2 separate regions of the Homo sapiens genome follow, and region 2 is linked to region 1. A link is a loop called in an ENCODE intact Hi-C map of the cell type or tissue named here. Cell type or tissue: PC-3. All regions are shown on one strand. Links, peaks and the distances in the headings refer to the core of each region. The heading gives the core; the rest is flanking DNA. Region 1 overlaps VILL (villin like). Region 2 overlaps DLEC1 (DLEC1 cilia and flagella associated protein).

Evidence for each region. Hi-C counts contacts between places; a loop is a spot of excess contacts. Peaks named below come from ENCODE experiments on the same cell type or tissue, not always from the same donor. Only the 100,000 strongest peaks of a DNase experiment are listed, where the experiment ranks them.
Region 2: a loop joins it to region 1, with 14 times the contacts of the local background. A loop is called at or near these places in 11 of 110 quality-filtered maps.

What each region holds. Positions count from the first base shown.
Region 1 is chr3:38,002,346-38,007,707 of GRCh38, forward strand. VILL (villin like) reads left to right here. Exons shown (of 20, transcript NM_015873.4): 14 at 51-230; 15 at 823-968; 16 at 1,910-2,054; 17 at 3,447-3,629; 18 at 3,836-3,907; 19 at 4,104-4,355; 20 at 4,597-4,840. The coding sequence ends at 4,710. PLCD1 (phospholipase C delta 1) reads right to left here. Exons shown (of 15, transcript NM_006225.4): 15 at 5,151-5,362. Among named protein-coding and RNA genes, the nearest start is that of VILL, 14 kb to the left of the region's middle. RefSeq lists a silencer at 1,225-1,274 and an enhancer at 3,643-4,143. In PC-3, for the core only: CTCF peaks have their summits at 1,208 (motif pointing left), 1,415 and 2,243 (motif pointing right); DNase peaks (open chromatin) are centred at 2,226 and 2,426; H3K4me3 peaks cover 442 bases; H3K27ac peaks cover 2,417 bases.
Region 2 is chr3:38,115,162-38,120,523 of GRCh38, forward strand. DLEC1 (DLEC1 cilia and flagella associated protein) reads left to right here. Exons shown (of 37, transcript NM_007335.4): 28 at 1,292-1,497; 29 at 1,612-1,728; 30 at 1,814-1,939; 31 at 2,047-2,141; 32 at 2,366-2,450; 33 at 2,645-2,863; 34 at 5,287-5,362. All of the region lies in intron 1 of LOC105377033 (a long non-coding RNA gene), which reads right to left. Among named protein-coding and RNA genes, the nearest start is that of ACAA1, 19 kb to the right of the region's middle. RefSeq lists an enhancer at 2,107-3,065. In PC-3, for the core only: CTCF peaks have their summits at 3,013 and 3,212; a DNase peak (open chromatin) is centred at 3,040.

The DNA.
Region 1 (5,362 bases), core at 302-5,301:
AAGGCGCCCCTGGGAGCCCTTGCCCAGCCTGAGGCCTTGCTCTCCTATAGGAGAGAGCTGGGCACCATGGAAAGGGGCAGTCAGCATCCACCACAAGGCTTTTCCAAGTGCAAGGCACTGACAGCCACAACACCAGGACCATGGAGGTGCCAGCCCGTGCCTCATCCCTCAACTCCAGTGACATCTTCTTGCTGGTCACAGCCAGCGTCTGCTACCTCTGGTTTGGGAAGGTACCCACAGCACTGACCACTTGATTCATGCCCAGATGTAGTGGTGCCAGGCTGGGGGTGGGTCCTCTCCACAGGGCATGCAGACTTTGAGTCCAGCCTCAGATAGGCCGATGGGGGGAATGGGGAGGGGAAGAAGCCACAGGGTCCCCTCTAGAACTTGGGGAAAGTTACAAAGTGACAGGTGGACCTGAGAGTCCGCAGGTCAGAGCCAGGCCCAGGCCGCCTCCCCTCCTTACTGCCTGGAGCACAGGGCATGTCCCTTCCCAGGTCTCTTGGGAAAAGGGGAGGCCTATGCCAGTTTGCTGGAGTTTTCTCTAATATTCAGCATAAACTATGACTGACCCTCTAAGCCTGGGGGCCTCCTATCCCATGCTCTGGACCCTGCGAGGGTCCCAGACCCTGCGATCCAGATCAACTGGGGACACAGGCCTGTAGGGTGAGGAAGATGCCTTGTTCACTGGTGTCCTGCTGTCAGCTTAGGCCTCCTGTGACTTGGGCCCAGCCCCACCCCATACACCCTGTGAACGGGACGTGGGGCCGGAGGTGAAGGCCCCTCCTCATGCAGGGCCTGAGCCATCTCTTTGCCTGCTAGGGCTGTAATGGTGATCAGCGTGAGATGGCACGGGTGGTGGTCACTGTCATTTCCAGGAAGAATGAGGAAACGGTGCTGGAGGGTCAGGAGCCTCCCCACTTCTGGGAGGCCCTGGGAGGCCGGGCCCCCTACCCCAGCAACAAGAGGTAACAGGGTTGGGAGGAGAGTGTTCTTACCCAGAGGAGGAATTGAGGCCCAGAGAGGAGGGTGGGTGACTGGGATTCACACAGAGAGCTGGCAAGACGAGACTAGAACCAAGGACTCTCAGTTTCCCACTCACAGAGGCTCCCACAAGTACAGCCCACGCTTCGCTCCCAGGCCTGGGTAACTTGCGTCTCTCAGATGCTGGGGAGAGTGGGGGCAGTGGCGACCTCTGCTGGCAGCATCCCCTCCCTGCATTGTCCTGGTCCTGGGCCAGGGGACAAAGCACCCTTCCCCACCCTACAGTCCTCAGGGATCACGGTGCCCAGTGTGTGTGTATACAGTGTCATATGATGTGTGGGTATACAGTGTGTGTGGATGTGCAAGAACAGGTGTATTCAGGGTGTTGTGTGTGGTGTGTAAGTGGACAGGGTGTGTGTAGGAGGTAGGAGTGAGGCCTCAAGGGGAGGAGGGAGCTGAGTCCTGGTCGCTCTTGGTCTGCCTGTGGGGCTTGGTTTATGTGCTGCACTCCCCACAATTCTCCTGAGCTCAGTACTCCCGTCTCCTTCTCCCAGCCTGGCTTGCCTCCTTCCACTTTGGGCCGGAGACCTACTCTCTGCCAGGGGTGGGCTGAGGAGCTCCTCCCATCCCAGGGAGGGCGAGACTCCAGCTCAGGCCCTCCCCTACCCCTGCAGCCCTCTCCTAGGGAAATTCATGGGGCACCTTGCGTCACAGCTGGGTGGGGCGAGAGCTTTCTCCATGAGCAGAGAGGGACCCTGTACCCAGAGCAGAGCGGAGTGCTCGGGGAGAAACCACGGGGCTCAGAGGAGGGCCCAGGGCTCCCACTCCTGAGAAGTGGCTTCCCAGGCCCTGGGGTGGGGCACTTGTGCCATGGGCTGGGGTGCCCCTCTGGGTGGCTCACAGCCTTGCTGTCCGTGCTGGCCAGGCTCCCTGAGGAGGTCCCCAGCTTCCAGCCACGACTGTTTGAGTGCTCCAGCCACATGGGCTGCCTGGTCCTCGCAGAAGTGGGGTTCTTCAGCCAGGAGGACCTGGACAAGTATGACATCATGTTACTGGACACCTGGCAGGAGGTAAGGTGGCCATCCCTGCCTGGTGGGGCTGTGAACGGGGGTGTGTTTCTGTTTGTGTAACTGGGTGTGTGTGTATCTAGCCATCTGCCTCTGTACACAGGGCTGTGGGTGAGTCTGACCCTGTCACTGAGCAATTGCATTGCGGTGCATATGAGACCATGGATGAGTGTGCATCACCAGGTGGCAGCAGTGAGACTCCGGGAGATTAGGAGTGTGTTGGAACTCAGGGGTAACTGAGACCATGTTTGCAGTTGTGTGTGGCCCTGTGTGCCTTATGATACTATGTGTGGCTCCAGCGACAGTGCCTGCGGCCGAGCATGTGTCGGTGCTGCATGAGTGACTGTGATTGGAATGCCCAATCGCATCATTCATGTGTGTGGCTTGGTGTGAGTGTTTGCCTTCGTGCACCTGTGTGTGACACTTTGTCAGTGACTGTGAGGTCACGTGATGCTAGAACTGGCCAGACCAGTGGCAACTGGTGAAAATGTGTCTGTGAGCAAGACTATGACTGGCTGTGGGCGAATGATGGATGGGTGTGTTTGTGGGTCTGTGTTTCTGCGCACAGTGGTATAACTGGCCGGGTGTGCGTGGCTGTGTAAACAAGTGCTGTTGTGTTTGCATGCAGCTCTGTGTCTGACAACAGTGGATGACAGTGTGTGGCTATGGTTTGCTGTCTGGCTGTGTGGCGATGGATGACTGTGTGTCTGTGTAAGCTGCAATAATGTGTGTTCTCTGCATCTCTGTGGGGCCGTGTCTACAGCACTGTTTGAATTGGTGATGAAGCTGTGTGCTCCCATCTACTCAGAACAAACCCAGAGCTCTTACCACAGCCCTACGTGACCTGGCCAGCCCCAACTCTTTGACCCAATTTCCCCCTGCTCCCCCCTCACTGCTTCTGCTGCAGCCACAATGGCCTCTTTGTGTTCCCTGAACATGCCGGGCACACGGCCACCTCGGGGCTTTTACACCGGTTGTTTCTTCTGGTTAGGACACTTTTCCTCCAGACATACATGTGACTTGCTCTCTCATGAAAGCTCTATAAGGGCAGGGATTTTTGTCCATTTTCTTTCATTGTTGACTCCCCAAAGCCTAGACCAATGCCCGGCACACAGTAGGTGCTCAATAAGTATTTGTGGATTGATCTCCAGGTAAATCATGCAAGAAAAAAAAAATGTGTGGATTGAACGTGTGTGTGCATGTATGCATGCATTCCTGTGACCTTCTCGTGTGTTCACGGGTGTGTGGGTACAGCCGCTTGCTGGGTGTGTCTGCTTGGCCAGGGATGTGTATGTGGGGTTCTGTCTGGGACAACTGGACAGGGAGTGGACAGGAAGGGGTCAGCTCTGGGCAGCCCCTCCACCTGCCCAAGGCCAGGTCCCCTCTGTGGCTCAGATCTTCCTGTGGCTTGGGGAAGCTGCAAGTGAGTGGAAGGAGGCGGTGGCCTGGGGCCAGGAGTACCTGAAGACTCACCCAGCAGGGAGGAGCCCGGCCACACCCATCGTGCTGGTCAAGCAGGGCCATGAGCCTCCCACCTTCATTGGATGGTTCTTCACTTGGGACCCCTACAAGTGGACTGTGAGTGAGGCCTGAAACCCCCAGCCCTACCCTAATTTGTGGGGAGAGGAACCTGACCTGGGCCAATGGAATGAGGAGGCACTGCCCTGGCTGGGGATTGCCAGTGTGTGCGAGAGACCTGGTCTTGTCCTCAGGCCCCTCATGTGTCCCATTGGTGCCCCCTTCTCCTGCCCTGGCCCTGATACTTGCCCCGATTCTTGCTCCAGAGCCACCCGTCCCACAAGGAAGTGGTGGATGGCAGCCCGGCAGCAGCATCAACCATCTCTGAGATAACAGCAGTGAGTCCTGGGGCCCCTAGCCTTCCCCACAGTGGCCTGGGCTCCGACAGCATGGTCCTGATGGGCAGGGGAAGTGCCAGGCCCTTGTAAGTGGGAGGGGCTGCAGTTGGAGGTAAGAGGCCTGTGGGTTCAGTGCAGCCTCCCTGTGGGCTACTGATTCCCCATCTTCCCCAGCCTGAGGCTCCTCTCTGGACAGGAAGTCAACAACTTGCGGCTATCCAGATGGCCGGGCAATGGCAGGGCAGGTGCCGTGGCCCTGCAGGCCCTCAAGGGCTCCCAGGACAGCTCAGAGAATGATCTGGTGCGAAGCCCCAAGTCGGCTGGCAGCAGAACCAGCAGCTCCGTCAGCAGCACCAGCGCCACGATCAACGGGGGCCTGCGCCGGGAACAACTGATGCACCAGGCTGTTGAGGACCTGCCAGAGGGCGTGGACCCTGCCCGCAGGGAGGTGGGCACCCCCTCACTGCCCCAGCACTAGTGCATCTGACACTGAGCTGGAGGAGCCCAAGGCAGGATCCACTGGTGGCGGGCAGTGGGCAACTGCCCCGGGAGATGTGTCTTCTAGCTGGGGTGGTGGGCAAACAGATGCGGGAGTCCCAAGCCCTGGATGACTGACACTACTGAGTGGGGCAGGATTCTGGGCTCAGATGACACCCTACCCTGTACCTCCCCCTCTCTCCCCTGCCCAGTTCTATCTCTCAGACTCTGACTTCCAAGATATCTTTGGGAAATCCAAGGAGGAATTCTACAGCATGGCCACGTGGAGGCAGCGGCAGGAGAAAAAGCAGCTGGGCTTCTTCTGAACCCAAGCCCTCTCGACTGCCCCTATCCCCTGGACCCCAACATACCTACAATGCTGGGGAGGCCCTGCTTCCACTCCCCTCAGAGGCTTTTGGTCATCCTCTGCGTGTCAGTAAAAGCAGGCAGCCCATACGAGCTGTGGTATGCGTGCTTTCAAGCCCGGGCCACTCAGCAGGTCCACCTCTCAGGGGAAGGGGCCTCCAGGGCTGGCGGGTGTGAGCTCTCAGTGCCACCCCACAGAGGGGTTTATTTCTCGTTGGTCTCTCCAGATACCCCTGCCCTACTCAACTATGTGCAAGGAAGGTGGAGAGTGAGGTGCTAGGGCTCCAGCACTCTAGGACATGGGGACACACACACACACACACACACACACACACACACACACACACACACACGCTTCACAGGGGATTTTTCTGGCATCCAGGTAAAGAGACCACAAGGCTTAATCTTATCGTGATTTTTATAAAAATCCTTGACCACTCGCTGGCCGGAGGGTGGAGAGGGCTGCAGTGTTATTCCTAACGGAATGAAGGACAGCTCCAGGGACTGGGCTAGCTCCTGGTCCCCAGGGAGGCAGCAGCAGACACTATGTTAGGGCTGAAGGCAATTTGGGGGCCTAGCTCTGAGCAAGAGGCTGGGAGCAGCCACACCAGC
Region 2 (5,362 bases), core at 221-5,220, 110 kb after region 1:
CAGGTGTCCAGGGGGCCTGTGGTTACGGAAGTGTGGATGGGCCCACAGATGCCCTGCTCTCATCAGGGTTGCTGTTTGGAGGAACAGACAATAAGAGGGGATCCCTTTCTCATTCCTCCAGCCGGCAGGACCTGACCTGCCTGAGAGCTGCTGGGGATACAGCGGGGACAGGACAGCAGGGTTTCTGCCGAGGGGCTTCCCTCCTGATGGGTGGGACAGATGTGACTGTGGACTGCAGTGTGTGGAGTGTGTGGCATACAACTGAAGGGAAGGCCGGAGTGCTGGGGGAACGTGTTGAAGGGCCAGGCTCCCCTGTGGAGGGGAGGCAGAGTGTAGGCTGAGTCTAAGAGGAAGGGTAAGCCGATGTGGGCCAGGGGAGCATGTGGGGGCAAAGAGTGCTCTGGGCCTGAGAAAGGGTTAGGAGAGGAAGCTGGTGACACTGAAGAGGGGGCCCTGGCCATGCCTGCCCCTGAGGAGAGCTGCGAGCAGGACTGAAGGCAGGAGGGGAGGGGAAGATGGGTTCGATGCAGGCAGATGTCTAGGTTTGGGACAGGACTTTGGGGACTTCTCAGCTTGGGGGCTTCTGGGAGATGAGGTGGGGCTACCGGCTGGGTGTGGGAAGGCAGATGGAGGTGTCAGAGGAGGGCAGGGACAGCTTGACATTGTCATGGTGCAGGCTGGAGAGAGAGCAATGGGGAGCCCCAGCTTAGGTTGGGGACAGATTGATGGGGGTGGCAATCTGTTCAGCTGGGGGACTTCCCCCAGTGGTACTCAGAGGGACGGCACAGTTCAGTTCTTTCAGGGTTAGGTGTTGCCAGGTGGGTGCAAAGGGAGATACGAGGATGCTGGCAAGACAGAGGTGGACATGGCGGCCCCCAAAGACTAGTCTGCCTGGGGAAGGACGTGAAAGCTGACATAGGCTGATGGATAGATGGGGAGAAGGAAGGGCATGTGGGGGTTAGAGAGCCCAGCCTGCCCACAAACAGGCCGGAAGGAGAAGCAGCTGTGGGAGAGAGCAGAGCACCTGCATTCAGGCATCTGGACATGGAGACCTGGTCTTGTGACCATGAGGACTTCAGGTGATAGAGCCAAACGGCATAAGCCTGTAAAGCCTTTTTAAAATTTTAAATGAGAATTGCCTGGAAGTGGCATTAGAGAGGCAGAGAGGCACCCCCTCCACCTGGGTATGGGAGAATAGGTCATCTCTGTCTGGGGGTATGAGGAGGAGGGGGCCCCGGGGGGTTGTCTGCTCCTCCCTTATTCCTCACCCTGCTCCACACATCTGCCCCAGACATCCGCCTGGATTGGGAGACCTATGTTCCAGAAGACAAGGAAGACCGGCTGGTGGAGCTGCTGGTGTTTTATGGGCCACCTTTCCCGCTGCGGGACCAAGCCGGGAATGAGCTTGTGTGCCCTGATACCCCTGAGGGTGGCTGCCTCCTCTGGTCCCCAGGCCCCTCCAGTTCATCGGAATTCAGCCATGAAACTGACTCATCAGTGAGCAGGGGTGGAGGGGCGGGGCAGGCTGGCCACTGAGGGCCACTGAGGTGTGGCCAGTAGGCTAGTTGAACCTCAGTGACTGCGTGAACCTCAGTGATTCCTTGGTGACAGGTTGAGGGCAGCTCCAGTGCCAGCAATAGGGTGGCACAGAAGCTCATCTCAGTCATCCTGCAGGCACATGAGGGGGTGCCCTCCGGCCACCTGTACTGTATCAGCCCCAAGCAGGTGGTGAGTTGGGGTATGGGCTGGGAGCTGTCTGCATTGGCCGGCCAGTGGGCATGGGACAGTGCTAAGGCTGCTGTGTCTATGCCAGGTGGTCCCTGCTGGGGGCAGCAGTACCATCTACATCTCCTTCACCCCTATGGTGCTCAGCCCTGAGATCCTGCACAAGGTGGAGTGTACTGGCTACGCCCTGGGTTTCATGAGCTTGGACAGCAAGGTGAGCTCTTCCGGCCTGGGGTGGGGGCCGCAGCCACTGCTCCCTCCTGGGTAGCATGCTGCCTACTCAGCCCAGGGATCAGCTGTGATCAGACTTGGGCTCAGTAGGTGGAAAGGGAGATTCCAGGGAAGAGGCATCGCCTGCAGGACTTTGCGGTGGGACCCCTGAAACTGGACCTGCATAGCTACGTGAGGCCTGCACAGTGAGTCAGCTGGGGTGCCCCATCTCCTTTCATCCCCATGGGGTGCACCCTCACCAGGCACTGGTGGAGCCAGGCAGGGTTCTCAGAGCAAAAGGACGGGCATGGGTGGAGAAGTCAGCAGAGGAGCCCAGGGAAAGGCTGGCCCGAGGCTGGATGAGCAGAGTGGGGGCAGCCAGAAGGCCCCAGGCGCCCGGCTTGCCCCAACAATGCCTATTGCTGGGCAGGCTAAGTGTGGAGCTGGACTACGGCGGCAGTATGGAATTCCAGTGCCAGGCCAGTGACCTCATTCCCGAGCAGCCCTGCTCTGGGGTGAGTGTGCTGCCACCCTCTGGCCCTGCCAGCTTACCTGGACCTCAGATGTCTCTGTGTGCCCTTGTGGGACTCAGGCCTTATAGTCTGAGCCCAAATCCCCTCCCCCAGCCCTCCCAGCCCTACCCTAGAGCCATGGGGTTGAAGAGAGAGACAAGATGCATTCCCTGCCTCCTACCTCTGTGGCTGCCCAGGTGCTGAGTGAGCTGGTGACCACCCACCACCTGAAGCTGACCAACACTACAGAGATCCCACACTACTTCCGGCTTATGGTCTCCAGGCCCTTCTCCGTTTCTCAAGATGGGGCGAGCCAGGACCACAGAGCTCCTGGCCCTGGCCAGAAGCAGGAGTGTGAGGAGGAGACAGCCTCAGCGGACAAGCAGCTGGTGCTCCAAGCACAGGAGAACATGCTGGTCAGTGGGGGAGTCTGCAGCCCTTGCCTCGATGGCACACCCTCACATGTGTACAGACAGCACCCCTGCACGCCACCCTCAGGTGCTTGTACCCAGACGCAAACTGCATGCCTGACCCTGCCATACCCTGCATGAACACTCGGGGGTGCACTCCCACCAGAGACACCACATTCAGCACCTCTGCACAAGTGGCTCACATGGGCATGGCCACACCAGACGTTGTGTTCACATACATGCATGCACGTGCTCCATAAATGTCCCCAGACTTCCCTTTCCCTCTTAGTCCCCACTGCTGAGATGCTGGTGGAGGCTGATGCATTCCTGTGAGCACCTCCCCTTCCCACACACACAGACTCCGTCCTCCTGTGCAAGCTCAGGGTTTGTGTCCCAGCTCAGGTGAGCCCATGGGGTTGCCATAATTGTAAGACACTCCAGGTTCTAACGTAAAATTTCCTCTTCTGACTTATTCTCAGTGACAATTGGATCCTGGATTTTCAGAGTTGGTTAGGTAGGGGAAGGTCTTGGGAATGTCAGGACCTCACTGGAAACCATCAACTTCCTCTGGTCTCTGAGGCAACTGGAATGAGGCTGAGTGTGCGCACACCCATATCTGCACAGTGGGCTTCCAGGGTGTGCAGAGGCAGGCTGAGGGTAGACAGCGCCGCCCTGTCTCCTACTTCCCCTCCTGCTTCAGAGGCCCTCTTTCTTCTTCTCGGAGGGCTTCCCTTTATGCTGTGCTCCCTTGAGCTCTGCCAGGTCCTAGCCTCACTCTGCACATTTCTGGGTTGTCTCATCCATTTCCAGAGCCTCAGTGAACAGCCATATTATTTCTATCCAATGTATACTCCACTGTGTAGCGAGGGCCTGCTGTGTACTAGATGCTGTGCTAGGTGATGGTACTCCCCGAGGACCTCATCATGGAGGTCAGGGACACACACGGATCTGCAGAAGACAGAATGGCACCCTTGACCCACTTTGCGTTTGCTCCCTTCAACGAGCTAAATGGATGGGAAGGCCCAGAGCACAGCCAGAGGTTCCATTCCACCAGAGCTTCCAAGGAGACACGGCGGTTAGCCACCAGGCATTTAAAAGTCCTTGGCAGCTCTGGGGAAGCCCAAAAGTTCCAGAAAAAGGACATCACATAATTAATGGTGCTGCATCTCACCCTCCATGCGCTAACAATGCTCAGGCTTCTGGCTCCTGGCCAGAATTATCTCCCAGGCTCTAGAGCCAAACTCAATCTGTCCAAAGTGAACTCCCCATCCCCTCCCCACCTTGTCCTGCCCCACATCTGTGCCTCCTTTTTGTGGTGGCATTTTGTCTCAGCAAATACCAACCCCAGCCCCCTTGCTCATGCCCAGAGCTCTGGCACCCCTTGTCCTAGACCCATCTCTGACCAAGCCACCAAGCCCTGCGGATGCCCCCTCCTAAAGTTCTCCCAACACTATTCTCTTTTCTTCATCCCTACACCCATATCTTGGTTTAGGACAGCAGTTTCTAAGCCTGGCAATAGATCAGTGGCCTTTTTTTTTTTAGATTGGGTCTTGCTGTGTCACCTAGGCCGGAGTGCAGTGGCGTGATCATGGTTCACTGAAGCCTCGACTGCCTGGGGGGTTCAAGCAATTCTCCCACCTCGGCCTCCCAAGTAGCTGGGACCACAGGTGCATGCCACCATGCCCAGCTATTATTTGCAGAGATAAGGTCTCATTATATTGCCCAGGCTGGTCTTGAACTCCTGGGCTCAAGCGATCCTCCCAACTCAGCCTCCCAAAGTGCTGGGATTACAGATGTAAGCCACTGCTCCCAGCAAATTAGTACCCTTGACAAAGCTTGTTAAGGCAGCAGCTCCCAGACCCCACCTCCAGACATGTGAAGGTCTGGGTGAGGCGCAAGAATTTATATTTTTAACAAGTGCCTCACCGTTGATTCTGAGAAGCTTGTACCAAGGACCTGTGCTGGGAGCCAGGAGTCCAAGCTTCATCCTGTCCAGCCTCAGTTACAGCCTCAGCCCCTGGTCTGGCATCATCACACTCATGTGTGGTCTGCAGCCCACCTCCCCACCAGGTCAGTGACCTGTCAGAGGCTCCTCACTATCCTCAGCACACAGACCAAGTCCTTCCTCTGCCTCTGAGCCCAACCACAGCCCTGGGCATTTGAAGCTGTAAAGGGCAACTTGCTCATGTCCCTTCCCTTCTAGCCTCTGACCTCTGAGGGCAGACATGACTTGTCCCTGACACTAGCAGGGTGCTGGGCAGAGTAGGTGCTGGGCAGCGCTTGTGGAATGAAAGCACCAGGTTGGGGAGCTGCTGGGCTGTTGGCTGGGCAAGGCTGGGCCTGGGAGGAAAGGAGGATGGAGCTCCAGGTGGGGAAGTGGCCACCTGCCCTCTGCAGCCGGAGTTGACACCATGTCCACATCTGCTCAGGTGAACGTGTCCTTCTCACTCTCCCTGGAGCTGCTCTCCTATCAGAAGCTCCCAGCTGACCAGACACTGCCTGGGG